2 separate regions of the Homo sapiens genome follow, and region 2 is linked to region 1. The links are chromatin loops, found by intact Hi-C in ENCODE. Cell type or tissue: OCI-LY7. All regions are shown on one strand. Region 1 has its middle 56 kb from the start of ALDH7A1. Region 2 has its middle 25 kb from the start of PRRC1.

Region 1 (2,500 bases):
TGAGTTTGTCTCCTTACCTCTAGGGACCTAGCTAGGTAACAGGTAAAAATCAACTGTCTTGTGGAAACGCCACTGCTAGAATGAGTGAACTTCAACTGTTTTTAGGCTTTTTGTTTCTCAAAATTAAAACTGCAGGAAAGGACCAAGCAATTTGCCTAGCATGGATCATTTACCTTTAAGGTAATTTACCTGCCCCTTGGCAAGGGGAGAGCAAAGCACCTGGATTAATAGTCCTAATGCTGAAATCAAGGACAGATAATTCCCCTAAAAGAAATGAGAGTTGTTATCCTAGGTAAGAAACACAGATGCTGCTAAGCTTAAATAATCTATTTCCACTGTATGAGGATGCTGATAATATCTGTCCCATACAATTGTTAGGATTAAAGCGTAAAATTATAAAAGTTAACAGTGCCTGGTAAGTTCATGATAAGGGCTCAATAAATGTTGGGTACTGTTATTAAGATGTTTTCCACATTCGTTTTCAGCTTTTAATATTTTAATTATTTTCCTAAATAAAATTTAGAAACATTTTCCAGGTTTTTAAAAAATTTCTTTGGGATTTTTATTGGACTCAAATTTATAAGTTAGGAAGAACTAATATATAATACTTAGATCTTAAAAACATCAATGATACGTATTTTGATCAAATTTTTATGGTTCCTAGCAAAATTCTGCAGTTTATTTCATGCAACGTCTTAACAACTTTTGTGTTTATTCCTATATATTTTATGATTTCGGATTTTTTTTTTTAAGTCTCTGTTGCCCAGTCTGGAGTGCAGTGGTGCTATCTCAGCTGACTGCAACCTCTGCCTCCCGGGTTCAAGTGATTCTCATACCTCAGCTTCTGGAGTAGCTGGGATTACAGGTGCGCACCACCATGCCTGGCTAATTTTTGTATTTTTAGTAGAGACAGTGTTTTGCCATGTTGGCCAGGCTGCCTTGGCCTCCCAAAGTGCTGGGATTACAGGTGTGAGCCACCGTGCCCGGCTCAGTTGTTACGGTGAATGGGATTCCCCATCTTATGCATAAATTACTGCAGAGACCAGTTACTTCCTAAGGTAGATTAGGTTTGAAAATAGAAATATAGATCCAACAACTACTCAATGTTTGCTATTTGCTTGTTGAGAATCCTTACAGCCTGGCAATTCCAGGGTTATAGAAATCTGGCCCACATTCAGATATAATTGAATTGTCTTTACAGTGTTGACCTGTAGGTGTCACTGTTGGTCAAAGCAATCATCTGTTTAGCAGGGAAGTGAGTTGTGTTGACTTTGTATCCAGGAGGTCACCATGGAAAAGTTTTTGCAGTCAACAGACAATGCCCCACATTTATGAGCTGCTTTACTTTCCAGCACCATTGGTAACTTGCCTTTCCTACTGCCTATAATTGCAGGTTTGTATCTTTTAAGTTAAAAATGTGGCTGGACGTAATGGCTTATCCCTGTAATCCCAACATTTGGGGAGGCTGAGGAGGGAGGGTTGCTTGAGCCCAGAAATTTGAGACAAGCCTAGGCAACATAGTGAGACCCTGTCCTAACAAAACAAAACTTTTTTTAAAAAAATTTTCCATCCATTCTTCTTTCCCTGCAGTGAGCATATGTGTGAGGTTATTCCATTTTGAATAACTCCATGGGTCATTCGTTTTATTTACACTTAAATGATGCTTACTGTGTTCCAGGCACTTTTAAAAGCACTTGGCAAATATAAACCCATGGAATTCTCATAACCCTAGGAAATAGATACTATTATGATCTTCACTTTATTGATTTGGAAACTGAGGCACAGAGAGGTTGAGTAACTTTCCCCAAGTCACACAGCTGATAAATGATGGGGCTGAGATTTGAATCCAAGTAGCCTGGCCTCATAGTATTCTTGTGAATGTGAATAGTGTCCCTGAAATAGCAGAGTTCTTATTTGCTCACCTTCCCTGTCTGACTCTTAATTGTTGACTTTTCCTTTTTTTTGCAGTGTCTTTTATTGTGACATAATCGTAACTTAAAGAAAAGTTGCAAGTACATAGAACTTTTCCCCCTAAATTATTTGAGAATGTTGTTGATCTGATGCCCTGTTACTCCCAAATGCTTTAGTGTATATTTCCCACAGACAAGGACATTTTCCTGCATAACTACATTACAACCATCAAAATCAGAAAATTAGGATTGATGTGTGTATTAGTCTGTTCTCACAGTGCTATAAAGAACTACCTGAGACTGAGTAATTTATGAGAAAAGAGGTTTAATTGACTCACAGTTCCACAGGCTGTACGGGAGGTGTGGCTGGGGAGGCCTCACGAAACTTATCATGGCGGAAGGCGAAGGGAAGCAGGCATGGTCTTCACGTGGTCGGAGCCGGAGGAAGAAAGTGAGGGGGGAAGAGCTACACACTTTTTTTTTTTTTTTTTTTTTTTGAGACGGAGTCTCGCTCTGTCCTCCAGGATGGAGTCCAGTGGCGTGATCTCCGCTCAGTGGTGCGATCTCTGCTCACTGCAAGCTCCGCCTCC
Region 2 (2,500 bases), 950 kb before region 1:
CTTTTCAGTTTGAGATGTTTTTACTGATATATTTTTATTTTTTATTTTTTTATTTTATTATTATTATACTTTAAGTTTTAAGGTACATGTGCACAATGTGCAGGTTAGTGCTGATATATTTTTAATTTCACTGATTCTTTTCTCAGCCATGTCCAGTCTACTGATAAGTAATCGAAGGCATTCCTCCCTTCTATTGCAGGATTTTTAATTTGTATAATAGCATTTACTTTTGAGTCTTTCGTAGAGTTTTCATATTTGTATTTACACTACCCATCAGTAGTTGCATGTTGTCCACTTTTTCCATTAGAACCCTTAGCATATCACTCAGAATTCTTTCAGATTCCAAGTCTGATAATTCTAAAATTTCTGCCATATATGAGTCTAGTTGTGAGGCCTGCTCTGTCTCTTCACACTGTGGTTTTCACCTTTTTTCATGCCTTGTAATTTTTTGATGAAAGCTAAATATGAAGTACTGGGTAAAAAAAACAGATAAACATGTCCTTAGTGTGAGGTTTTATGGTTTATATATTTTATGTCTTTAGTGTGAGGTTTTATGTCTTTAGTTTTATGTCTTTAGTGTGAGGTTTTATGTCTTTAGTGTGAGGTTTTATATGACTGGGAGTTCGACTGTGTTTCCTCTTTGCAGTAGCTCTGTCAGAGGCTAAAGTTTCCTCTGGTGTCCCTGTTTTCGTCTCCTCTGTTGTCTTTGGATTTCCCTGGACACTTCTTAAATCATTCCTGAGGTTTGCAGTTCTTTCCACTGTAATTCCTGTTGTTGTACAGGAACCCTATTAAGGAGAAGTAAGGCGTAGAGTGAAGGAAATTGTTCATAGTCCTAAAATTTGCTTCAGTATTTTAGTGAGCCTGTGCCCCTGGACCATGACACAGTCATAAATTTGTTGTATTTCCTCTAGCACAAAATGACAGGTTAGGCTGAATCATGTCAAGAGCCTCAGCTAGTGCTATCTAAATTCTCTGATTGCAATAATTTAATCTCTTAGTTTGGTAATATCTTTGTGTCATTTTTGTAAACATCCACTAGGGGGAGAGAAAATGTGTCTCTCATCAGTAACAGGATAACAGGTAGACAGGAAAGGACATTCCCACAGCAACATTTGGATATGCTCAGTTTTTCCCCACAATGAATGCTCTACTTAAAGTAAAACAGCAATCTGAACATTTTGAAGATGTTCTTAAAACATCTTTATTGGAGATTTATTACTTAAGTAAAGTTGTCTTATTGCTTCTGGGAATTTTACCAAAGGCCATTAGAGGGAGCTCAAAGCTTTTAAAATAATATATATATACATATATTTTTCTTTCTCTGCTTTCAGCACTTGATTGTCATTGCTAGCACTTTATTCTTAAGGCCCTGAATTTTCCTCATTTTTTTTAAAGATCAATTGAAATGCAGGAGATTTACCCTAATGTGTCTACCTGAGAATAAAAAGAGAATAAATTGCTTTTAACGAATTACTTAAATAATATAAACATGTCATTGAAGTATCGCAGTATTTAGAGAACAGTCCGTTTTCATTATAACCATGTGAAGAATAAGAAATTACTTTAGAGATTCTCATAAATTAAAATTTTTTAAAAGGAATGAATTGCTTTCTAAAAAGACACAAAGAATATACATGATCTAATACAACAAAATCTATAAGCAACATCTTACTGGCATTTAGTAAAGGTTAAATCCTTACTCTATATAGGCAATTTTCCCCATGTAATTATATTTTAGTTTAAATTAAATTTTAGGTATACAAATTTTGATCCACAGGGATTTTTTGGTAATTCTGTTCTAATTATTTTTTAATTTCCATTATCTTCTTTGATTTATGACTTATTTAAAACTGTGTTTTAAACTTTCCAATTGTATGAGGATTTTATCTTTATTTTTTGATTTCTAATTTTGTTACATTGAGATACAAGAATGGGTCTACATTATGTTTGGTTTTTTTTTAAGGCTCAAATTTTGGGTGCAGGTAGGTGTGTGTGTGTGTGTGTGTGCGCATGTGTAAGAGAAAGAGAAGATTTTAGCTGTGACTTTTTTGTTATCTTGATGTTTCAGCTAAAGTCTCAGCTTCTCAATGTGCATGTTTGCTGGGCATTCTAAGATAATGTGAGACTGGGTTTACAAAACTTAAATCATCCTTCGCTTCAAATGCTGTATGAAACCAGGCTAGAGAATTGGTTATGGGATGATAAAGATGAAGAAAAGAAGTACAGTATTTCTTTAAAGAGAAAATTGGAGAATCATGATGTTTCTCGTCTCCATCTAGATGTGGCGCTAATGCTACTCTCATTTTAATCCCAGCCAGGGACATATATTGACAGAAACAATCAAAGAGCAAGACAGATGCTCCCTAGAATTTGAGGACACAGTAATTGGTATGGGGTTCATGAGTAAATATATTCTAAAAGTTAGAGCCAAAGTGATCTGCTTAGAAATGGACTGCACTTTCATAGTCTGTTAGGGCAAAAGTGAATGTACATTTCT

What was found. Hi-C counts contacts between places; a loop is a spot of excess contacts. Peaks named below come from ENCODE experiments on the same cell type or tissue, not always from the same donor. Only the 100,000 strongest peaks of a DNase experiment are listed, where the experiment ranks them.
Region 2: a loop joins it to region 1, with 3 times the contacts of the local background. A loop is called at or near these places in 7 of 110 quality-filtered maps.

What each region holds. Positions count from the first base shown.
Region 1 is chr5:126,538,063-126,540,562 of GRCh38, reverse strand. No RefSeq gene overlaps it. Among named protein-coding and RNA genes, the nearest start is that of ALDH7A1, 56 kb to the left of the region's middle. In OCI-LY7, a CTCF peak has its summit at 1,210 (motif pointing right); a DNase peak (open chromatin) is centred at 1,232.
Region 2 is chr5:127,491,696-127,494,195 of GRCh38, reverse strand. No RefSeq gene overlaps it. Among named protein-coding and RNA genes, the nearest start is that of PRRC1, 25 kb to the left of the region's middle. In OCI-LY7, CTCF peaks have their summits at 929 and 1,147; DNase peaks (open chromatin) are centred at 1,055 and 1,255.